Regions from separate parts of the Mus musculus genome. Here region 2 is linked to region 1. The links are chromatin loops, found by intact Hi-C in ENCODE. Cell type or tissue: left cerebral cortex. All regions are shown on one strand. Links, peaks and the distances in the headings refer to the core of each region. The heading gives the core; the rest is flanking DNA. Region 1 overlaps Gm29461 (predicted gene 29461). Region 2 overlaps Pam (peptidylglycine alpha-amidating monooxygenase).

Region 1 (13,030 bases), core at 3,448-11,447:
TATATGAAAACCCACATGTATACTAATACTACAAAGCTTGTATTGTAACTTTCTGTCTTTATGCAGTTTCATCACACAAGAACTGCAAGATAATTTACTATTGAACCATTTGCTAGTTCAACTAATAGCAAAACTTATAAATAAATAAAAAGGTAAAATTGTAATTAACTTCTATGGTGGCTACTGTTGTCCATGGGACATTCCTAGAAAAAACAAATTAGCAAGACTGTACATAGCAAGTGGGTACCTCCCTGACACCTGCTGCTTTCCTCAGTTGCAAGCCCTTGAGAAAGTTACTAACGGGATTCTGAAGGCATAAATGGTCCTGGACCTTAATCAAAGGCTGCAAGATAGACAACAAACTCAGATTTCCCCAACAGAAGTCCAAATACATTGTCAGAGCCCAGAGGGGTACCCATCATATAGTAAACTGCCTCCTCTCTCAGATGAAAGTTTGGTTTTCTTAAATGGAGAAACTTTTCATCCAATGGTCACAGGATCCATCACCACGAATAGATACTGTGAGTAAACTCAGATCCCTACTTGAAGCCAGTGATGAGTTGTCTCACTGGACACCACACTTGAATGTCCACTGTCATTTTTAGCTCATGAACCTGTAGAAAAATATCACAGAGCATTTCTTGCTAGAATCTGCAGACTTTGAGGATCTTCCATTTACTGAGTTCTTCCATAGTAGACCAGATAAATTCATCAATATTGATCACTGGAAGAAAGTTCAGAGAAAGTATAAGAGAAACACTCCTTTGTGAATTTTTTTAAAACATTGAGACTATCAGTGTCATCATGTGCCTGGCTTTAACACTGTCTCTATCTGGCCCACTGACCTGTTCCCAGTATCACCTACATGCAGTTCTCCCGTCTTGGTGTATCACTACAAAAAGAACTTTATTGTCTTTGTTGTTGTCTTGATTGTCTCCTCTGCAGAATCTTGTCACACTACTTGGTGCATAACATATGCTTCCCAAACATATACTTTATAGTAAATTAATGAACAAAATAGAGCCATCCCCTCCATACATCAGCACTGATAAAATGCAGTTCAGGGTAGAGCTGAGCATGCTGTCTCCAAGGGGCCCCTGGAGAGTCAGGCTATATATCCAGATCTTAGTCCCAGAAGAGCATCCAAGCATAGACTGTTTCTTCCTAATAAATTTCCTCCCCTCCCTCTCCTCTCCCTTCCCCTCTTTCCTTCCCCTCCTCTCCCCTCTCTTCTCTCCCCTCCTCTCCTCTTCCCTTTTCTCCTCTCTTCCCTTTTCTCCTCTCTTCCCTTTGGTCTTCATTTCCCTTTGCTCTTCTCTTCTCTTTCCTTCGCTTGTCTCTTCCATTTTCCTCTCCTCTCTGTTCTACACTCTTCTCCTGTCACTCACTTTCTATTTCAGCATCTCTGTGTCCTAATACCTGGACTCCCCTAGCTAGAATCCCACGAACTTGTATCCAGGGAAAGGAGAAACCAGAATCAGAAGACTGCACAATGGTGATAGCTCAGGTTTCTACCCCTGAAAAGCACCCCCAGCATCATGGCCATCAGCAGTCTATGGAATTCCAATAAGATCTCAGAGAAGCTCTGAGGTTATTTGGGTTATTCGGGCAGATTTCTGTTTATAGGCAACTCCCAACAGGCCATTGCACTGCCCAGTTAAGTCTTGATGTTCCTTTATTATGTCGAAGGAACAAAGAATTGACTGACAAAGAATTCACATAAAACAGGGTGCTACTCTGTTTTTTTATTTCGTTTTTGAGATAAGGTCTTCATGTTTAGCTCAGGCTATCCCCAAACTCATAATTGTCTTTGTCAGCCTTCCAATTTCTAGGTGTATATATGCCACCATGCCTGGCTTCATAAAAACTGTTTTAATGTTTGAAAAGTACTAAATAATTCCTTTCTTTTCAGACAATGGATCTCAGGAGTGTTTGTGCTGTTTTGTTCAGAGAGGAGATCGATGAGGACCCTCTATCCTCTCAAGTACTTTCTTAACTTACCTTATAGATTAATCAATTTGTCCTCGGAACCCATCTCACTTCTATCTTCTGAGAGATTTGGTTTTGTTTTATTTCATTTTTGTTTTCATGAAAAATGCACTGCTTTCTCCTTTGGAATCCCACAGCAGTAAGGACTTCTGTGAAAGGAGGTCACACAGTAGGCATTCATGTTATCCTGAATGTCAGTCAATGTTCTCCTTCCCAAACTTGCTTTCATTCAGTTTCAAGCTGCTATAAATATCACTTTCCACAAAGCTCAAAAGATTCTCTTTAAAGTGACTTGGCCACTTTAAAATCATTCATGTTTTAAAGATAGCAAGAACAAATAGCATTTCTTTAAAAATTGAGGAGATCCAACTTTTATGATGGTGTGGATCTGCTGTATAAATTATATTCTAAAAAGCCTCAATTTGTGTATGCCAACTTGATATTAGAAATAGTAAATAGAAATGAGCCTACTGTGTTCTCAGCTTTTTTCCTAAAATTCATGTGACAAAACATTAATCCACAAGTTGATATAATTAATAAAATAGAAGCTATGGGAGTGGATCTTGTCAGTGTCACTCTGAAAGTCACTCCGTTGGGATATGTCCCCCTTCAGCCATGTGTGGATACAATGAGAAGCCATGTACACAGCACGAAGCAGGTTCTTCCCAGTTACAGGCTCTGTGGCCACCTTGCTCTTGACATCCCAGCCTTCCAAGCTAGGAGAAATAAATCTATTGTTTCCAAGTCATTCTAGTCTCTAGATATTTGTTATAGACATTCATACTCAGAATTCTTTAAAACTCCAAGCACCACATTATCCATCCATTCCCTGTGTTTTGCCATCACCATCACAGTGAAGGACAGCATCAGTAAAGTCGTATGCTCCTTACGTCTTCAATCTGATCATGAAAGTTAAAAGCAGAAAAGACTACGCAAGAGCAATGCAACAGAGGTCAAACTGTGGAAGCTTCATGTTAGACTGAATAATTTGGTTAACAGTATGTTTCCTAATGGCTTGAAGATTACTATTTCTAACTTATAAGAAAGTCAGGGAAAAAATATCATCGTAAAATGTAAGTCCATAGAAAATACATTTTAAATTAGCAAGATATATTGTTAATAATCACATTGATTTAGAGTAACTTCTGAAAGAATTCAGGAAAACATCTGTATATTTTTTACCTTTTGTTGGAATGGAAGACAAAATAGTATGTCTAGTGGGTGTATGTGTGTGTATGCACATGCACGCACGCACATGCGCGCGCGCACACACACACACACACACACACAATTAGTATTTCAAGTTAGTCCTAATTCATACAGAGAGATTTGATTCAATGCGATATCTGCTATATTTGTTCAGTTAAATATGATTTGTTTGCATTCCTTGCACTATGGTACTCAGGAATGTGTATCGTTTACATCCTAAAATAATCTGCATGTTTCCCTTAAAAAAAATCCTGCCTCACAAGCCACTAAGTCAGTTAGTATCTTTCGAACTGTTATTAAAGAGCTTCTATTCACCACCCAATTTTCTCTTTCTTTCTCAATGAAATAAAACAGGACTTATGCATTTCAGTAAAATATTATATTACAATCTTAAGTAAAACTATAAAATAATCTAATCCAGTGTAAATAGAAAATCACCCTCATTAACCCTAACAGACAAACCACATGTTCTAGGTATAAAGCAATGTGACATCCATACTTTCAACTTGTTAGTGTCTATAAGTGTCCTGACTGTTCAGCTTAACAATAAAATCATGTGGCTCCACTTCATCTGACTGATTCTCAAATAATGCAGAAGTGTTCATATTCAGAAGCTAGTTGAAGAGTAACATATGCCAGCTAGGTGTGAGGCAGTTCTTAGATATCCTTTCTGCTCTAATAACCTTTTCATCCCTTATACTGAACATTTTGAACACATTCATGAATAAAGATATTTCTAGTCTCACAAGAGACAGCTACATCTGGGTCCTTTTGATAAAATCTTGCTAGTGTATGCAATGGTGTCTGCGTTTGGAAGCTGATTATGGGGTGGATCCCTGGATATGGCAGTCTCTAGATGGTCCATTCTGTCGTCTCAGCTCCAAACTTTGTCTCTGTAACTCCTTCCATGGGTGTTTTGTTCCCAATTCTAAGGAGGGGCATAGTGTCTACACTTCAGTCTTCATTCTTCTTGAGTTTCATGTGTTTAGCAAATTGTATCTTATATCTTGGGTATCCTAGGTTTTGGGCTAATATCCACTTATCAGTGAGTACATATTGTGTGAGTTCCTTTGTGAATGTGTTACCTCACTCAGGATGATGCCCTCCAGGTCCATATGCAACCCTATAGGTGGAACAACATTATGAACTAACCAGTACCCCGGAGCTCTTGACTCTAGCTGCATATGTATCAAAAGATGGCCTAGTCGGCCATCACTGGAAAGAGAGGCCCATTGGACACACAAACTGTATATGCCCCAGTACAGGGGAACGCCAGGGCCAAAAAAATGGGAATGGGCGGGTAGGGAAGGGGGGGGGGTATGGGGGACTTTTGTGATAGCATTGGAAATGTAATTGAGGAAAATATGTAATAAAAAATATTTAAAAAAATAAAAATTAAAAAAAATTAAAACAAAACAAAAAAAAGATATTTCTAAAGGCGATCTATCTTCATTCTACTTTCTAAAACCCAACAAAGTTACAAAGCACTCATGAGGTGGACACTTTAATTCAGAATGTTCATAGCAAGTTTTGAATAGAATAGATGCAATCAGACCTCCAAATGCATGTTGACAACTGCTCTCAGCACTGTACAATGTGATAAACACTCAAGTCAGAGAGACCAGTCTTCGTCATTTGCTAGCTAAGAGGGTTTTGGAGATCTTTACCCTCTGTCTTAGTCAGGGTTTCTATTCCTGCACAAACATCATGACCACGAAACAAATTGGGGAGGAAAGGGTTTATTCAGTGTTCACTTCCATACTGCTGTTCATCATCAAGGGAAGTCAGGACTGAAACTCAAGCAGGTCAGAAAGCAGGAGCTAATGCAGAGGCCATGGAGGGATGTTCCTTACTGGCTTGCTTCCCCTGGCTTGCTCAGCCTACTCTCTTATAGAACCAAGACTACCAGCCCAGAGATGGCAGCACCCACAAGGGGACCTCCCCCCTTGATCACTAACTGAGAAAACGTCTTACAGCTGGATCTATCGGAGGCATTTCCCCAACTGAAGCTCCTTTCTTGTGATAACACCAGCCTGTGTCAAGTTGACACAAACCTAGTCAGTATACCCTCTAAGGCTTTATTTCTTATATGGTAAATAGCATTGCTGGCAAGTTTAGCATGAGCTAAGGAAATGTAAAAGCACTTTCATGCTGCCTGACATATAAGAAACTACCAGGAAATGTTAGTTTGACCGTTTTGACCTCCTAAATACTATACAGACACATTCTTTTCTTATAGTTCTACTTCTAAAGTTACATAAACAGTTTGAATACTAATCTTCTCAAAGAAGATAAGTGGTCTTCTCCATGATTTCAACAGCAATGGAAAGTCCCTCTGACTTTGAAAGCAGTTGTTTTCTATGCTCATGTTTAATGTTTCTTTTAAAAAAAGAAATAAAGACTTTATTCTATAATTATACATAAATCCAAAACCATGCATCCCCTGAGTAGAGATAACACCACACTTTATTAATACCAGGTTTCTGAGGACTAGGAACAGGCACATTTTCTTGTGATTGATGGGAGAGTGTGGTGGAGAGAGCTCAAGAGGAAGTGCAGAAGAGTCCACTCAAGCTCCAAACAGATCATCAAGGGAAAAAAATTATCTCTAGATAAAAGATAAAGACACATTCAACAGCTATACTTTTTCCCCTTTTGGACCAGAAACTGCACAAAAAAGAGAAATATATGATCATATTCTCTTATATGAATGCATTGCAGTCACATTATTATCATTTTAGACACAGGTATCACTCTAGAGTCCAGGTGTGTCTGTAACTCACTCTGTTTTCCAGACTCGCTTCAAACTCCAGGCAATCCTTCTGATTCAGGCTCCTAAAGGATAGGCTTATAGCTGTGTATCTTTCATGTGATGATGGTATGGATCCCAGTTTCACTTGAGGGCATAGGGACATTCATCAAAGCAGGACATTTATATAACTGGACATGGTATCATTAGGAACATGGCCACTTCACGGGGTGGGATGAGATTATGTATAGGGAGAGCCGTGTCTTTAACATTCATACCCATAACTATGAAATTGTGTTTCTAGGTCTGCTTTCACCACAGTTTAAATGAAGAAAGGAAATAGAAAGGAAAGAGGAAAGGAAGGAAGGAAATAAGGAACAAAGGAAGAAAGGAAGGAAGGAGAGAGAGAGGGAGGGAGGAAAGAAGGAAGGAAGTAGAGGAAGAAAGAAAGAAAGAAAGAAAGAAAGAAAGAAAGAAAGAAAGAAAGAAAGAAAGAAAGAAAGAGAGGGAGGGAGGGAGGGAGAAAGAAAAAAGAAAGAGAGAGAGGGAGAAAGAAAAAAGAAAGAGAGAGGGAGTAAGAAAGAAAGAAAAAAGAGAGATAGAAAGAAAGGATGGAAGGAAGAAAGAAAAGAGAGAGAGAGAGAAAGAAAGAAAGAAAGAAAGAAAGAAAGAAAGAAAGAAAGAAAGAAAGAAAGAAAGAAAGGAAGGAAGGAAGGAAGGAAGGAAGGAAGAAATTGTTTAAGGAAACTCAAAGAAAGCAACAAAAAGTATTTGATATCACAGATTTCAAATCGGTTGTTTCTAACACCTTATACTCTGCAATGGCTAGAGGCTCCAGCAGATGCTCTGAAATTATTCTGTCCCCACCAGGCATTCAAAGAAAGAACGAAACAAAGGGAGGGAGAGTTTTGTTTTGCTTTTGTTTCAACTGCACATCAATGCCTGTTTGTGGCGGCTTCAGCCCAAATCGCATAACCCACTGCTTTAGTCAGCATGACAGCCCACTGGAAAAGTACGATGTGATTTAGGGAAATTCTGAAAGTGCCAAGCTGTCAGACCTAAGCACTTTCAGTCTTTGATTGCAGACTTAGAAAGAACAAAGGCCACACGTGTGCTCTGTATTCTAGACCAGCATTCTGTGGATACTTAGGGAATACTGAACAATAGCACTTGGTTGTAGAAAATCTTTAAATGTCCTCTCTGACACACGGGCTCAGCTCCTTAAACTGTAATGCATGTTTTATGTAAGTCTGTGTCTCCCTGGTGGTAAACTATTCTTCACCTTACACTCTAAAGTTTGTAAAAACCTGAACACCTTTCAGGAGGAGACTAAACACAAATTCTTCTTAGGGGCTTTCTCTGGCTACACCCTACAACTTGTTTTGTAATGAAAAATAGCATATTAATATCTATCTATTTATCTACCCATCCATCCATTGGGATTTAGATCGATTTTCTCAGCTGTGTTTTGACCATACCTTATCATTCTAATATTAGTGTCAGATTAATTTTAACCCAATGTATCTAGGCTTCTAAAAAGAATAGTTCAAGCAGGTAATTGAAAAAACTAAGATTATTGAAATGTGCATATTATTATTTCCATTACAGATAAGATGTTGTGTTCCTGAAGAGCTCTGATCTCTGCCATGATTTTATTTGGAGATAGAGACCAAAGGAAGGTGACAAGATGTAAATGGAGTAATAAGGTTGGGGCTCAATGCCAACAGGGCTGATGTTCTTATAACTGGAAAAGACAAAGAAATATTTCTCTCTCTCTCTCTCTCTCTCTCTCTCTCTCTCTCTCTCTCTCCCTCTCTCCCTCTCTCTCCCCTCTCCTCTCCTCTCCTCTCCTCGCCTCCCACCATGTCATCATGTGAGAAAATCTGAAAAGCAGAAAGACAAGCATTATCAGAAACCAACCAGTAGAGCCCTAATCTGTCATGGCTAGCCTTCAAAAGAGTGAGAACCAATACTCTAGTTATCACACACACGTACACTTAATATGTTTTCAATTTAGAGACAAAAATCTCGTGTTTGAAACCATAAAGAATCAATTTTTTCTTAGTGTAAGTGTAAAGAGAAAGAAAATGTTGCCACAATTCTTCTAAAAACCATGGGTAGGAAAATGTGTTTTGTGCTTTTAGAGAAAGACCATGAGAAAATGAAGCTACGCCTTATAAATTCTCGAAGGAAAACAAACGGAAGAATTTCAAAACCCAAACTAAATGGTAAGGTAAAAGAATTATTGCACACTATTTATTTTGTATTAAAAAGGAATTCATGGCAAGTTCTCATAAGCTCAAATGTAGATAATGTTAACAATCTGAGGTTGTGCCCCAATTGTAACAGCCTCTCTTACCAGTAGGGGGCAGCATGGCACATTGGATACCTCACTAACTGCCCCTTGAGGAACATGGGAGGGGTAGCTAGAAAGTAAACTATCAGACCAACACTAAGTATGGCTATATCACACAGGCCAAAAAGGAAATCTTTTTTTTAAATTTTTAATATTTTTATTATGTATTTTTCTCAATTACATTTCCAATGCTATCCCAAAAGTCCCCCATACCCTCCCCCCACCCACTTCCCTACCCACCCATTCCCATGTTTTTGGCCCTGGCGTTCCCCTGTACTGAGGCATATAAAGTTTGTGTGTCCAATGGGCCTCTCTTTCCAGTGATGGCCGACTAGGCCATCTCAAAAAGGAAATCCTAAGTTATGACTAAGTACTAGGAGATGCCAGCAATGCACAGGTCACAGGCTAGGAGGTGTCACAAAGTCCTTGCTGTACAAGCACAAGGGTTAAACTCCAATCCCTGCAGAAAAAAATACCTGTGATCCCAGGCCTGGAAAGGCAGAGACAAGAGAAACCCTAGAGCTGAGGGTGAGTCACTTAGCAGAATAAGTGAGCTCAGTGTTCAGTGAGAGCTCCTATCTCGAAGCATAAGGTGGAGAGTAACGGAGAAAGACACGCAACATCTACTTCTGCACACGTACGCGCGCAAGCATGCGCGTCCCCGCCCCCCCCCCCCCACAGCGCACCACACACATAGGATACATAATTCAAAACCTTCAGCACACCAATAGGAAGATGAAGGAAGAACTTAGAACGTGTATGCTCCCGAAGACATGTGGCATCAATCCCTAATTGTCCAAGGAACTCACTGAAATGTCCCACAGTGATTCAGGTTGTTCTGCTCTCCTTTCTCACAGTGAAAAATATCTCTCTCTTTCATTCAGTCTATATAAGCTCTCCTGAAAAGCAGCTCCCTAATACTTTGACTAGTAAGTTTACTAATCAATGATGCAGAGGTTGACACTCCCTCTCACACAGCAAACACAGAAGTAGAACTTTAAGTACTGAAAAATTGCAGAAGAAGACAAGAAAAGGAAAGAAAAGAAAAGAAAAGAAAAGAAAAGAAAAGAAAAGAAAATCGGTTAAAAAGTAAAATAGCCTTTACCCACCAAAATATTCTCAATGAACTCTTTAAAATATTGGACTTTATTTTAAATGTTGTAGGTAATGCAATTTTTTGTTTTGTTTTGTTTTGTTTTTTCGAAACAGGGTTTCTCTGTACAGCCCTGGTTGTCCTGGAACTCAATTTGTAGACCAGGTTGGCCTCGAACGCAGAAATCCACCTGCCTCTGCCTCCCAAGTGCTGGGATTAAAGGCATGGGCCCCCACACCCGGCGGTAATGCAATTTTTAATCATATAAATTCTTGCATGGGAACAACACAGGAGAAAGGGGAGAAAGATCCTGAGAGCTAGAATACCAGTACGTGGCTGTAAAACCGTCTCTTTTAGAAATGGCTGCATAAACAAGACCAGGACAGTGGCAATATTAATAAATAATATTAATGTCATAAAGGAAATGTAGCATGGAGTTCCACCTTCAGATGAGAACCTTCTAGGAGAGCAAGAATTAGCTTCTCCCAGGGATGAGCCCTGTTACTGATTATCCAATACGTGGTGGTCAGTCCTGAAACCATATGCACACAGGCAACAAAAATGGGCTCCATAGGTTGAATTTCTATATCTTTGTATACACATACATATTTATGTAACAATAATAATCAAAAAGAAAAGAAACTACTAATTTGAAAGTAAAAAGGCATAGGAGGGGTTGATATGGATGAAGGATGGGGAAGGGGAATGTGGTGTTATTCTATTTTAATTTAAGATTTATTTTAAAAGAAAAAGTACTCCTAAAATTCTTTCTATGTCTAGGAGTTGACATACATGATGGTTTCTATATGCTTGGGGCTGACTTACAAGTTCAGAGGTTTAGTCCATTATCATCAAGGCAGAAACATAGCAGTATCCAGGCAGGTGTGATACAGGTAGAGCTGAGAGTTGTACATCTTCATTTGAAGGCTTCTAGCAGAGTACTGGCTTCCAAGCAGCAAGGACTAGAGAATTTAATCCCACACCCATAGTGACACACCTACTCCAACAAGGCCACACCTCCTGATAGTGCCACTTCCTGGCCCAAGCATATATAAACCATCACAATATACAACATGTATGTATGTATGTATGTATGTATGTATCTATCTATCTATCTATCTATCTATCTATCTATCTACATATGAGTATAATTCCACAGTTATTGACATACTTATCTTCAATTGCCAACTTGACACAAACCTAGAGTCACCTCGAAAAAGGGAACGTCACCCGAAGAATTGTCCATCTAAGATTGGCCTGCCACCAAATCAGTGAGGCATTCTCTTAATTGCTAATTGACAACAGAGAAGGCCGCAGTCTACTGTGAGTAGTGCTTCCCCTAGCAGGAAGCCTGGGCCATATACAACAGGAAGTAGAATAAGTCAGAGGGAGAACGCAAGTAAGCAACCTTCCTTCTTGGTTACTTTAAATCTTTTTCTTTGAGTTTCTTCCTTGGGTTCTCTTGACCATAGCATCTAACCTGTAAGCTGAAATAAACCCCTTTCCTCTCCGAGTTGCTTTTGGTCATGGTGTTTATCACAGCAACAGGAAGCAGACTATAATGCTTAGTGTGGATATGGTAAATATCGAACAAGTCTGTAGTATTCTTCTGGCTACTAAAAAAGAATATAATTTAATCAGCTTCCACACTGGAACTATACCTTATAGCTTTACTGACATATAGAAATAACCACACAGTGTTTCTATTTATAGTTTCGTGTTGCACAGATTATCGTAACAGAGGGAAAATAAGCATATCCATGTAGTCATACACACAGCTTTGACCTTACACATAGAAGTGTTTGCTTTTTCTCCACTTAGAAATATTCAAATGTTTATTATGTGGGAAGAAGTGAGTTTCACTCCAGATGATGATGCAGGAAAAAAAATAATGAATTTGAGAAACACAGAGAGAAAAAATGGAATATGAGAAAGAGGGAAAGAAAAATAATAAAAAGAAAACACCAAGAAACAAATGACAGCAGATATAATGCTTGCCATGCCCGACAGGAGCAGGATTGGTGCTACATTTTTAGATAAGAGTTTGTGCATCTGATGATGAACATTCAGTGTCAACTTGACCAGGCTTAAAGATGCCAGGTTATCTGGTAAAACTAAGTATCTGCATATATCTCTGAGGGTATTCCAGACAGATAATCAGCATTTGAGTTGGTAGACTGAGTTACAGAGTTCACACTAACCAGTGTGGATAAGGTGTCATCTAATTCCTAGAGGCCAAAATTAGAGAAAACGGTGAAGGTCCCCTTCCCTGCTTAAACTAGAGTATCTGCCATTCCTTGCTGTGGGCATCCATGCTCCTGGTTCTCAGTACCCAAATTCAGTCCCCATTTTCTCCTCTTGGTCTAAGGTATGAAGTTGGAACTGAAACTATATTGTTGGTTTTTCTGGCCCCCTTTCAGCAGATATAATATGTAGCCTTCAGAATCTAGAAGTAAATTCATAATGAATATCCTCATATATATTTCTATATACCCTATTGATTTTGTTTCTTTGGAACACTCCAATACACATAATCTATGTCTGCTGACATCAGGCCATCTTAGTCTCTGGAACATGAGCAAGCTCTTGTGCTGGGATTAAGGAAAATTATTTCCTTTCAAGACTTGATTTCAGCCTGCAGTGAATTTTTATGACCAAGTTATTAACCCCTGAAAAATGGGATTTATAATGGAAATACTGATAGGTTCTTAATGGTAACTGTGCTGGCAGGCATCTATATATTAACCTTAATAGTGTCAATTTGTGAAACTAAAGTGATTGAAAACCTACTCACTTTGACTTCAGTAATCCCTGCGTCACTAGTTTTCAATATTACCTTCATTGGGATGATTTTTTTCTAGGCCTTTTAAAAGACTACTATCCTATATTTATGAGTAAGAGAGCTACAATACTATAGGGTTTTGCAAATATCACAGGGTTGGAACAGCATATTTATTTCCAAATGGCCTAAGATTCTGTGGTACTCTTCTATTTAGGAAATTTACCTGCATAAAAATTGTGGGTTTCCCAGCCATGAAGTCTTTAGCCGGAGGCCTTTCTCTTTTGCCTTTCATCTCTCCAGAGGCTCATTGAACAGCTGAAGGAGATAACAATGTGATTTCATGAACAGTGACCAAAAGGAAATATATGTATCCCTAACTTGGGTGGATAAGCTGACTCTTCACGCTGTCAGTAAAACTGCGTCTGGATGCCAGATTCTCACTGGATTGATCTCATTATATAACTCACTGCCTGCAACTGTATTCTGTTATGGCCTCTTTTATGCAGCCTGACAGCCTATATACAGATGTATCAGTAAATACATTCAGCCGATGCTTAAACAAACTGTTCCCTATCATCATGTTTATCAGGATAAATGTGTTGCCAGACATATTCTTCCGGAATTGATATTAGCAGAGCACAGCAAACGTCATCTCTCCTTCCTCAAGGGGCTCTTCTGATACCCTCATTCTGGCGTTTTAAAACACTGCACATGGTTGAATGGCTCCAGATGCGTTCTCTAACAGAACTTACAGAAACACGGAAACAGCTTCATCCCGTCAAGAATTATATTGTTTCAAGGCTATTCTGGCACAGAATAGAAAATTTGAAGGAATTTTGCCCCAAACCAATT
Region 2 (13,030 bases), core at 2,155-10,154, 350 kb after region 1:
ACAGCTTTGACAAAGCAGAGGTTGGCTTGTTGCCACGAGCTATCACCCCATGTGGCTCTCTGTAGCACTGAGCTTCAAGGGACAACAGCATCCTTCCCTGACACTTAGGGCTCAGCTTTCCTCCAGATACTGAGTTGCTGTATTTTTATTTAACTCAGAACATAAAGAACACATTTGCTCCATCAGAACCTAGCCAGTTAGTGTAAAATTGTTAGGTTTTAGAGTTGGGGGTGGGGAAGGAGAGTCAAGGGAACACTGGAATAGCTTACTTCCTGTTAGGTCTATAGAGCTGTTTCAAGGGGACATTGAGCTGGATTATTGAGAAGTAAGGCATCTGTTAGAAAAGTTATTAACGTCACAGATAGACAGAGGAGAGGAATTGTGTGACAGAGATGCTATGAGAGTTCAGGATGAAGCACCAGAGATAGACAGAATGGTGTGGTCTCAGAAGAAGAAGCAGAGCTCTTGAGGCAGAAGTGGGATCTGTTCTTATGGCTCCCTAGAGAAGGGTGAGGTTTCACAACAGAAGTCCCTCAGCCGCGCTCTCTGAATCCCAGGCAAGAGATAGAGAAAAGGGTTGGGAGCAAGTTAGATGGCCAAGATCCATTTTAATGTTAACTTACTTCACAAATGAGAAAGGGCCCCAGGATGTCTGATAGCCAGGGGATCATTGTGTCTCAGCAGGGTACCCGATAGTATCTGGCAGAGGAAATTGCTGCAGATATTGTGGCCTGAGCTGGATGCTGGCGCTGTATTTTTGCAAGAATGTTCGAATTCTTTCATTTCAATGTGCACATCATTAAAACTATGCTAGCATAGTCCCTGGTTTCAAGCTATAAATCAAAACATTCTTTATCTGAAGTTCAGTGAACGTTTACTTGGCCAAAAATATCCAATATCCAGAAATGCTTTTTAAGTATTTTGGAGTCTAAGCAACAGGAGATAGTTGTAATTAGTAAAGGATTTGGGGATGATAGATTTGTGGTATCTAAAGCTGCAGCAAATAGTTTTATTAGGTAAAGAGTTAATAAGGACATGAAAACTTGATTAATAAATTATGTCAATAACAGCATAAATTCACGTCCTAACAAGAAAAGGAAACAAATTGTTAGAAGAAAAGTAAAATTAAGACTATGAACTTCAATCAAATATAATGTACATTTTACGTCTCAATTTGGCCAATGCTGTATTCAGTAACTTTTGAGCTTTGAATTAATTAATCTTTGAGTGACTTTTAGTATTCTGAGATAAGAACCCAATTAGCATAGTGCACATAGATTCAACCATTTGGTGTCTTGGCAGATGTGACAAAACTGTTCATCAGGAAAAACCATATTCTGCTCACGATTTCAGAGGGTTCAATCCTTGATTGTTTACAAAGAAAGTCACAGCAGCAGTGTCATGTGGTACAAGGGAGCTTATGACCAAGAAGCAGAAAAGGGGGATAGAAGGACATGGGCCACATGAAAGCACAGCCCTGTGTCTTCCAAGGCCCTGCCACCTATTTCTCACACTCCAATAGAGCTAGTGTATCAGTTCCACACTGGAAATAACACAGGATTAAGTCAAAGTCTCCCGATCTCAGGCCCTCAGGAAGTATCCACACACACACTCTCAGTCCTGCTTTACAGCTCCTGGAGGGACTTCTTAATCCAGTGAGGACTGTGAGGGACCTGCAGCCTATGCTACCCCAGAAGTTATTCACCTTTCCAGAAAAATAAAGAAACAACCTTCACTCTAAGATGTTGTCCAGGTGCAAACAACGTTAGCAAGGGAGTGGTAAAACCACTGAACTGAATCATTCCATTCCTTAGGTAGAAAGGTCTGTGGGGATCAAACTGCCAAGGCTATCTCTCAGGGAGGGAGCTCTGAGAGAAGCAAAATGGTGGAAAAGCAAGTGGATTGTATCTGAGAGTCAGCAGAGGGCCTCTGACTGGCACCGGCTGTTTAGATTAAGTGGGAATTGGATGCTTTTGTCCTAAATAATTGACCTTTGAGAACAGACTGCCTGTGGAATGCTGAATTAAGTGTCTGTTTACCCAGTAACAATCCTGTTTACCAGGTCTGAGCCCTCTATTTAGGACATTGTCACCAGCACTGCCATCTGGGAGGGGTGAGAGGGAATGGGAGAGTGGGGGCCTTGCAAACAGAATTTTGTCACCAGCTCTGCCATTTGGACCTAATAAACAGAGCTACCTGATATTTCAGAAACAATGTAATATTATGAATCCCCCCCAAAAAACCCTATTCTGAATAAGTTATTAAAAATATTACCTCAACTACACTAAGAAGGTTTTATAGAGGATTCATGGACTTGACCTCTAGTTAGACTTCGGAAATTTATGTAACTGACTAAAACTGGTATCAAGGTTAAGTTTTTAATGTTCTTTTAGAGGATTCTGATTCTTCTCTCTTCTTATTGTGCTGTTACAGAAGTGGAGCATCGATCAGTTAAAAAGGCTGGCATTGAGGTCCCGGAAATCAAAGGTTGGTCAGAGTCCTCTCTCAACTGTGAAACCAAAAGCTATCTAGTTGGATTATTTTGGGCTCTTGATTGCAGGTTAAAAATTATCAAGCTAAAAATATATAATGTGGTAAGTCGTTGCTCCCTGCTTTTTGCAGAGCTCTTAAGCCTGCACGCCGCCACTTCTTTGTATGTTGAAGGAAATAGTTCTAAGGGCCTCTGATCATTGCTGATTCTCACTTATGGAGGAGGACTTAAGAAATCTATAATGAGCAAGAGAGATATGCAGAAAGGAAAAGATTCAGCTAGTTGTATTGGGAAGTATTTTTGACTTTTTGTAAGGTAGAAAGAAAAAAAAGGATTTTTGGTATGCTAGAAAAGCCGGCGTGAACTCTCATGTACACAAGTGAAAAACCTTAGTGGGTAACTTCTATTTGATAGGAAACATTAGCATGCCCACCAACTCGTGACGTAGTACCTCAGAGCCAACAAGATTGACTGGGGCCTTTGTAAACAGCAATGTAGTAAACCTGAGAGAAATGACAAGACACCTGACCTCAGGGAAATCACTGCACACATCTCCATGGCCCCATCCATATTGACACACAGTATCTGAAATGAGTTTAGCTCCCGGTGAGTGGCTCCTATTCCCATTCAGAATCTCTGACTAGTCACTTTTCCCAAGAGCCACTTTGAGTTTGTACTTTTTCGACAATGTAGGCTTTTGACTGGTGTTTGTTGTTGGACACGCCATGCTTTAAGTCACAAATCAATTCCATTCTTCAGATTGAACCCCCAGGTGAAGAGGTTCAGACCGAAGTCCAAGCATCTTTGTTTTCTTACTCACTTGTTTTCTTGCTCAAGAAAGTAGTTTGTAAAGATGTGTGAAGAAGCCACAAGCAAAAGGAAGTTGACATAGGCAGAAAGGAAAGTTAGCAGCAGGCTCAGCTCAGCATTGTGAGAGCTAACATTGTAGCAAAAATAAATGGCACTGTTTGGCATTTGTAGAGATTCTACCTAAGGGACAAATACTGAGTGGTATTCCTGTTACTCAAATACAGACACAAGTCTTAAATCATCAATGCGATTCGCCTGGCAGTGGTGGCACATGCCTTTAATTTCAGCACTTGGGAGGCAGAGGCAGGTGGATTTCTGAGTTCAAGGCCACCCTGGTCTACAGAGTGAGTTCCAGGACAGCCAGTGCTATACAGAGAAACCCTGTCTCCAAAAAAGAAAAAAGAAAAAAAAAATCATTGCGATTTACATAGTATTATTGATGTTAGGTTTAATCCTCAAATAAAGAGATAATTTATAAGAGATATTGCTGCTAATAACAGCTATTATTGGATCACTCTACATGGACAATACAAAAATTATCAAATGAAATCATTATATTAGCAATGTGATATACATCTTATATCTGAGGAAACAAGGATAGATATTACTAAGGAGACAATACATGTTTAAGTCAAGTTTTAAAGGCAAGTTTGTTTGATATCAAATCCTGTGCTCTTGATCAGTGCATCAATCCAAGAATTTACAAGTTAGGAATGATCTGCAGTGTATGTTGAAATCTCTAGAATTTTCTATTTTCATCTGTTTCTGTTATAATATGTTCTACCAGAACAATCTTGATGGTAATATACTAGTTATCATGTTGAGAACGTGCCCGATTATCCTGACCTCTGACCTCACCTTGGCTGCTGGATGAAAAGAAAACAATTAATCCATTTAGATGGAAAGCATCCCTGTCGTATGGCAGAACCCAGAAGTTGAAATAATAAATTTTACTAAAACGTCTGCCTTGAAAGTCCAGCTTTCCTAGTCAGGAATATCCCAACTCAAATGGACATACTCTGTTCCCAACACCCAAATAATTCTCATCCTTTTATAAGATTATATGTGTATTATAAAAGGAATATAGATCATGCTGGATCTCTAGAGACTATTGCTTATCAAAATCATGATGCTAACCTTTATAACAAAGGCCAAAGCAGATTCATAGTTGGCAGCATGGGTGTTTATTAATTTTATAACTCTAAAAATGAGCTACTTTTGATGATACTTCTCACCATGAGTGTTCATATAATTGACCAATTATCACAAGGTTGCAGAACCAACATTTCAAAGAAGTTTCAGAAATAAGTGAACTGGGAAGGGTTTTAAATTTCAAATAGAGTCACTAGGAATAAAATGCATAGCTCACTGTCCCTGCACCAGGTGAAGGTGACAATCATGATCAGTCTCCAAGTAGAGAGAAAGAAAAACAAAGAAAGCTGTCAAGTGCTCCGAGCCTCTTGGGCCTTATTGAGGGAAGCCTTTGGAAGGAGCTGAGAGGGCGAAAGTGGACTGTGCACGAGAATGAAGCTCCCGCATGCTGGATATAGCTCTCTTGTTTTCTGAAGTTACATGCTAATGCATTTTCTAAAATCTTCATCCTTCAGTCGTATCTGTTATGAGCTAGGTAACAGTTGTTGTATTACTCCATTAAGAATGTACCTCTCTTCCTGTTCATTATTCCAACTGCTTTTATTAAAGAAGAAAGTCTGCAATGTGGGTGCCAGGGTGTGGGGAAGATTTCATGTCTCTAAACACACACTGTGACTTTAGGTCTACACACACACACATACACACACACACACACACACACACACACACACACACACACGCATTAACACACATGCAAACATGCATACACACAGCTACATGTATGACATTAGTTATAGAACTGAAAGAGTCAGTTTGATATTCATAGAAAGTAGATGACACAGCAATGAACTTGCTAAGTTACATGCCACCTTAGACATTTTTGGCTTCCACGGTTCTGGTATTTTGGATGTTATCTACTGAAAATATATGATTATTCTAACATTTGGAATAAACCAAAATGTGTTTAAGATTTAAAAGGTTTTTTTAAAGGTACTTTTAAAATTTTGTTTTGCAAAGGCAAAATAAATAGAGAAATAAAATAATAGAGATATACAAATACTATGTGATTGCCCCCCACAAAGGAGTACAGATAACTCCCCCTTTAAGAAGCATTGCTTTGGAGAAGAAGAAAAAAATACTTACCGTTCGGCTTATAATACCATGTTTATTTCTGTACAGCAAGAGATGTTATGAGAGCTGCTGATTTTATAAGACTCTGAGGCACTGATATTCTAGGGAGGCTGCATGTGGCATCTTAAGCGCTAAGAGAGCATCGTGTTCTGTTCCCCTGTATCTCCAGAAACTCAGGCACAGGCTAATTTTAGAGTCTTTATACTTCTTCACACCTGTTCACCAGGGATGCTCCAAAATATGGAAACATGTAATAAAGAAATTTCAGATAAAGAGTAAAGTGATATAATGTGGATTGCGCATTATTTGAATGGGATTCCCAGGCTCTTCTGTGGTGTTGTGTTGGATTTTTCATTTTACCTACACAGTCCCCTCGGAACAGCAATATTGCTTTTCTTCCTAAGACTCTGAGACATTTTAAAACAAACCTCTTCAGAAAAAATAGAACCTTTTTAGGACTTAAAAATATTTCAGTTTATTCCAAATGTTAGGATGATCAAGAATTTTTAGTAGATTATATCCAAAATACCAGAACTGTGGAAGCCAAGAATGTCTCAAGTGGGGTGTAACTTAGCAAGTTCAATTGCTGTGTCTCATCTGCTCTCATTGAATGCTAGGCTGATTCAGTCTGTAACAAACATCATCTGTTTAATATAGCTCAGCCTTGGCTCTGCCTCATCCATGGTACACGGTGCAGATTGGCATAAACATCGTAGCAAAAGCAGGAAGTAACCAATAGAAAAGACTGGCAAATAATCCTGCTAGTGTATACAGCTTTCAAATAGAAGCAGGCCTTTCTTGTAAAGGCAATACACACATTCTTGAATACCAGGATACAAATATGTCTCATGATATTTAACCCCATGATTCCATTTTTGCAACTTTTTTCCTGTTTAAATATGGAACAAGTTTAGATATAAAATAATTGTGTATATATTTTCTGTGGTAACAAAGGAGATGGCAGAACAGTGGTCAGGTCCGTGAACCAATCCTTTCTCTTCCATCCTCCTTAAATTTTGAGAGCCAAGCAAGTGAACATGTGACGGTGTAGTCTCTGTTTTTGTGAAGTAGAGGGAACAAAGTGGAGACTTTAAGGCGGTCAGCAAAATGGTAACAGTAGCGCCTGCTCACGAGCTTTGTGTGTGGATTAAAGGAGAGCAAGGCCCAGTACAGTGCAAGTGCTCAGTGACTGTAGCTGACAGTGGAAAAGAAGACAGCTCAGAACACTGAAGCAGTAAGTGTCCATCCTCCGCGTGTTTATATCATAAACTCGATGTGAAGTGTCCTGGGGGATGTCAGAAACATGTATCCAGCAAGCGGTTAAACCATCTACATATACAGAACAGGAACCAATTTTCCCAATTGTGTTAAACAATCTATTCCTGCCAGTTTGTTGAGGGCTGGCGTTCTCTGCAGCATGCAGTGTATTTTGTATTGAAACAGAGAATCATAAAGTGAGGAATTCAGATTCTGGAAGCCTTGGAAAGCCTTTTAGCAAACAGGACTGTAACTTCTGGCTAAACTCTTAACTGTTGCACATTACAGTTTGCTATACCCAGATACCTACATGCTTCTTGGGAATGGCTCAAAGCCCAGACTCATTTGAAGTCAATGATTATTGCAGCCCCTGCAGTAGCTTCTATAGCTTCATCGGATCTCTTTCTCAATGGTGTATTAGGCCTGATATCTATCCAGCTCCTCTTATATTCATTACCAATAAAATGATATATATTGCACTTATACCTTGCTGAGATCCATATAAAAGAACACAAAGGGACTGTTGATTTTTGTCTTTGTCAGTCTAGAATTAATGTCTAACACTACATAGAGTACTAAAACTTCACAATACATAAAAGTGATTCAGAAACTAAAAGATATAATGAACCAAATACTTATTAAACACCTTCTTTGTGACCCACGTTTAAATCTAACAATATTATGAAGCAGATTAGACCACAGCTTTCCAAATGAGATTTTGTAATACCAAGATAACTAACTTGCCCAAAGTTATTCTGCTAGTACACCTGAGTTCAACCATGATTGACTCCAGAATGCTCACCAGCTCCTTTCTCTACACAATGAAGTGTGTGATCTTAACCTTGTAAATGTATCTTAAACTTGAAAAAATGCAAAATGATATCTATTTTATAGACTGAAGAGGGAAGTAGAGGTGTATCAAAGATTACCACTGGGAAGGTGAAAACTATATAGTAGTCACCATAACTGCTCTTGACGTCATAGACAACAACACGACCCCACATCCAGTGGTCTCAACAAGTTCTTGGAGAACCATTGTTGATTTGACTGGGCAGGGATGGGTGAGAGGGTTTGAAATATTTCAATCAATTGCATACTGTGAACTCTTCTTTCCCTGAAGAAGCCGAGGCAGTTGTTGAACCCAAAGTGAAGAACAAACCCACCTCCTCAGAATTGCAGAAGATGCAGGAGAAAAAGAAACTGATCAAAGATCCAGGCTCGGGAGTGCCTGTGGTTCTCATTACAACCCTTCTGGTTATCCCTGTGGTTGTCCTGCTGGCCATTGCCATGTTTATTCGATGGAAAAAATCAAGGGCCTTTGGAGGCAAGTAAAATGAGCCCCTTAAATTTGGAACCTGCCTTTGAAAGCATGTCTGGCCTAATTATCACTAGGAACCTCGTTGTGATTTATCTGTTTGGTTTGACTTAGATTGGTTTACATGTGCTCTGCCTTTTTATGATATTATTGTCTGTGTCTCAAAAGGTAATTATAATTACTATTGAATATAATGTATATCTGGAGCCTCTGAAATTTTTGTAGTTTGATTATATTATACCTTCTTCCATTGCCATTTAGCAGTGGCTTAAGCCCAAATAATATCACCATAAAAAAGCTGTGAGGTTGTAGGTCCACTATAAATTATCTTGCAGATCACAGAGAAGAACATACCCTGCTATTAGGAATGAGCCGGCACTCACAATACTTGGGTTGGGAATCTTGAGGCTGTGTTCTTTCCCCATCAGATTGACTCTAGCTTCTAGCTGCATGACGTTGGGCAAGTTACTTCATCTCTCTAAACCAGTTTCTTCATGGACAAAATGAGAGTAAAAGATGAGGTTGTGTAAAAATGAAGTAACGTAGTAATGGTCATTAAACATTTACCAGGTTTCTAGGACCTACTATGTACCGAATACCATTAGCGAGTATAAACAGTAATCTTGGCGATAGAGAAATAAAAAGAGAGGACCATTCTCAAGACTCTGCTTTATCCAGAATCCCCATGACCTAACAAACCACTTGTTTTTTGAATAGTCATAAGTTTGAACATTAGCCTTTCCTAACTGAGCAAGGCAGGGTCCAGTACCAAAGTCAATAGTTTTAAAAATAACCTTCATAGTATGAGACCTATTCAGGCTATTCAAGTAATTAATTGGTGCCATCTTTATATTGTACCTTTAAGTAGCAACCTCCAAGTCTTAAGGCAAATGTCTATAACTATATCTGGGAAGGAATCTGCGGGGCAGTGTGGGAGCTAACTTCAATCAGGAAATAAAATCTGGTCTTGATGGAGGTCCAGATAGCCAGGGCAGGGATTGGGGTACCCATGGGGAAAGCCTCGACACACAGAAAGACACTGAAACATAAACAGTTGAAAGCTCCACTTGATAAGTTATGAAAGTAATGATTCTTAGATTTTCCTTAACTTTTTTATTTACTTCAAATAAATCTTTGAAAACAATATAGTTAACTCCCCGCCCCCCAAAAAAAGACTATCTGAAACTATCATAAGTCTAAAGAAAAACAGAAAACAGCCAGGAAGTTAATTAGGCATAAGCTTTAAGAGAACAATCGTGTTAGATGTGGTATTTAATGGATGTGCTTAGGACAAATAGCAGTTCAAAAATAGCAGTTCTTCACACTAGCAGTTCAATACAATAACTGTTGAAAAACAAACAGAAAGAGATGAGTAGATGAAACTCAGAATGTAGGTGAGGCAGACAAGGTGATCTATAAAGCCATAAGAGGGGATGGTGCCCATGTACTGTAGTGAAAACTGTAACAGATGTTAGGAGGGCATAGAGCCTTGTGCACATGGCGGGGCTCTGGGATAGGAAACTCAAAAAAGGAGAGGAAGTGGCTTAGAGAGTCGGGAAGACGTGTTTGCCTGTTTGCTCTCAGAGACATGGAACTGTAGCATAAAGCTATGTGGGAAGGTAGCAACCTAGGTCAAGCCATAGGAAAGTGCCATTGTCCCTCCATGTTTTCTTTAGGGACATTGTAATTCTATGCAGTTCTGTTCCATTCCACCGAATGGTACATTAGCCTGTCACTATTTCTAAGATTTTTTGTTTTATTTTGTTTTGTTTTGTTCCCAATGGATTTTATCTAAGGTTTTTATTCAGAAACCCTCCTGAAGGATTTTCCTTGATCCCACACACCCTGGTTATGTATTCCACTGCTGTTCCACCCAGGCACCAAAGCGGGCACAGGGCACCCACGATTGGCCAAGGAATGCACTATGTCTTTGTGGAACTGAGTCTGATTTTTGGCTTTCTGACAGCTCTCCTCCTTTCCCTGCCTTGTTTTCTACCTGTCTGCTGCCACCTGCCTTTTAGCTCTCTTCATGAAGCTGCCCTGCACCCTAATGCTTCTCTGAGCAAACCAGGAGGCCAAGGCAAGCCATGTTGGAAGAGACATCCCAAGGGGACAGCGGGAGTCCTTTGGGAGCTCTGCATCCCCCATAAAAAGAAAAAAAAAAGATTTATCTTGGAGATGGGCGCCCCAGGGGAAGGAAGGACTGAGCTCACCTAGAGGTCATGGATATTGTTCAGGGTTTCCTGTCATTCCCATTCATTTAGGCTTGAGATGAGGAACAGCACATCCAAATCCAAAATAAGCCTGCCCACTGCTGTTAACAGGAGTAAGGCTTAACGCAGATATCCCTAAATGGTTGTAATAAAAGCTTCCAATTTTGGTATATATTATTTTGCTAACTTAATTCTATCCCAATAAAAATTGTTGATGTTAGCACAGTTTTACCATTTCATATAATATACCCCTTTATGTGTCACAGATATGGAGAGATGGATATGATCTCTCATTTCTTGGAGAAAAGAAAACTGAGGCTCAAGGAATGATAATATCAAAATTACAGTCTATAAGAGACACAGACAAGAGTTTACCCTTCTATACTTCTCAAGTTCCACAATTTTCAGCCATCTTTATGCTTCTCAGTAGCATATAGCCCTTTAATAAAAATTTGTAGTCACTTGTAAGTTCCCGATCTTATGTTAAATGTTGAGCCCTTGGATAGAGAAGGGTGAGAGGTGAGAGACACATTTAAAAATGGGTCGTCTTCTTTTTTCTTTCTTTCTTTCTTTCTTTCTTTTTTTTTTTTTTTTTTTTTTTTTTTTTTTTTTTTTTTTGTCTTTTTTGTTTCGTTTAAAGCAGATCATGACCGAAAGCTCGAGTCGAGTTCTGGAAGAGTACTGGGAAGACTCCGAGGTATGCCTGTGTCCTTTCAGAATCTCCATGTCTGGCTCAAAGTCCGCGAGCGCGTGTCTTGTAAAGAAGAACAATGTGAACTAACCAGTACCCCGGAGCTCTTGTCTCTAGCTGCATATGTATCAAAAGATGGCCTAGTCGGCCATCACTGGAAAGAGAGGTCCATTGGACACGCAAACTTTATATGCCCCAGTACAGGGGAACGCCAGGGCCAAAAAGGGGGAGTGGGTGGGTAGGGGAGTGGGGGGGGGGCGTGGGTATGGGGGACTTTTGGGATAGCATTGGAAATGTAAATGAGGAAAATACGTAATAAAAAATTTTTTAAAAAAGAAAGAAAGAAAGAAAGAATCAGGCACTGTTTCCTATTTTCTTCGTATTTTGCACTTAGCATCCTAGCAGAAATGCAGAGGGAAGACCCTGAAGTGAGGGCCTCGCTGCACATGCTCAGCCCTGTTTGTGTTTTCCATTTGCCACTCTGTATCATCTAGTGCACTCCATCCCCAGCCCCCACCCCTAGCTTTCCATCTGTTTGCTTTGTCTTTGGTAAACTTCCTGTGGCTGATAGTGTGGTCAGTGCTTGTCTATGACCTTTTCATAGAGTCATTGAAATGAAAAAAAGCAGCTCAGGGGTTGCGATTCAGGAGCGCTGTAGAGAGCCAGACTGTGAAAATGGATCTGAAGTATTTCCGCAGAAACATATTCCTGGGGAGCTTAGGATTTTATCATTTACTCTGATAAAGTCTGTTGAGTAGTATTCATCTGGTTCTGTAAGGGAAATCTCTTTGAATATCAGTCTAAAAACAACAAAACAAAACAAAACAAAAAACACTCTACCCTCTTCCATACCCAATTTCTGTCTCTGTTTAATGTTGAAATTTTACAAGGAAAAAGACTTTTTTGTGCAATTTTTAACTCTACTGTGGCATTCGATCTTTTTTTTTTTTCAGGAAAGGGAAGCAGCGGCTTAAATCTAGGAAATTTCTTTGCAAGCCGGAAAGGCTACAGCAGAAAAGGGTTCGACCGAGTGAGCACAGAGGGGAGTGACCAAGAGAAGGACGAAGATGATGGAAGTGAGTCTGAAGAGGAGTACTCGGCTCCGCTGCCCACTCCTGCACCTTCCTCCTGAACTCCAGCCTTCCTTCCGTGGAGCTCGAGTGAGGTTTACGGAGGTGCCCAGATTCCTTTCCCTTTAACGCGTGTAAAGTTCTGTGCATTTGATTGTAAACTGTACTCGTCCGTGTGGAACTGTACACACCTTAGTTACTTCATTTGGCTCCGTTGGCTTGTGTTTCTAGGTGAGGAGTTTCCTACCAGTTCACTCCAGTGCCATTGTCTTTATATGAACGTAGTGTAGAGAAGCTGCCCTCCTCTTCCATGGTAGCGCTCAAAGCCCTAATGGAAGTTTAGCTCATTTACATTTGGAGACCCTTTTGGTTTTTTGGTTTTGGTTTTGGTTTGGTTTTTTTTTTTTTTTTTTTTTTTTTTTTTTTGTGGATGTAAATAGCCCTATTCTCTGCTTGAACACAGTATTCTCCCAGTCCACACCCATTGCCAGTGTCTTTCTTTGGTGCCTTTCCTGTTCAGCATTCTCAGCCTGTGGCAGTAAAGAGAAACTTTGCTACACAACAAAAAGCTGCTAAATCTCCCTCTATTTTTTTAAAATCACTAACATTATATTGCAATGAGAGAAATTTTAAAAAGTCTCTATTTAAATTCTTTTTTTAAATTTCTCTTCAGTTGGTGTGTTTCCGGGATGTCTTATTTTTAGATGGTTACACTGTTAGAACACTATTTTTCAGAATCTGAATGTAATTTGTGTAATAAAGTGTTTTCAGAGCATTAGCAGTCAGAGTGTATTTTTGTGATTTTTTGCACACTTACAACATTTTATACACATCTTTTAATAATTACACAATTATCAGTGAGTAGAGCTAGTTCATTCTTTTCAACCAAGAGAAATGTTGTGAGTAAAATTTAGAAGACAATTTTATGGGACCAAGATAGATCGAGAACGATGGTAAGAA

The links. Peaks named below come from ENCODE experiments on the same cell type or tissue, not always from the same donor. Only the 100,000 strongest peaks of a DNase experiment are listed, where the experiment ranks them.
Region 2: it touches region 1 in a loop (2.2-fold over the local background); 8 of 42 quality-filtered maps call a loop at or near these places.

What each region holds. Positions count from the first base shown.
Region 1 is chr1:98,174,538-98,187,567 of GRCm38, reverse strand. It overlaps Gm29461 (predicted gene 29461), which reads right to left. Exons shown (of 4, transcript NR_151613.1): 2 at 12,402-12,493; 3 at 2,002-2,138; 4 at 1-724. Among named protein-coding and RNA genes, the nearest start is that of Gm29461, 7.4 kb to the right of the region's middle. In left cerebral cortex, for the core only: a CTCF peak has its summit at 8,312 (motif pointing right); a DNase peak (open chromatin) is centred at 8,309.
Region 2 is chr1:97,820,912-97,833,941 of GRCm38, reverse strand. It overlaps Pam (peptidylglycine alpha-amidating monooxygenase), which reads left to right. Exons shown (of 26, transcript NM_001357127.1): 23 at 2,434-2,487; 24 at 7,902-8,105; 25 at 10,953-11,006; 26 at 11,954-12,848. The coding sequence ends at 12,132. Among named protein-coding and RNA genes, the nearest start is that of Gin1, 57 kb to the right of the region's middle. In left cerebral cortex, for the core only: no CTCF peak of the experiment used is centred there; DNase peaks (open chromatin) are centred at 5,728 and 6,158; H3K27ac peaks cover 987 bases.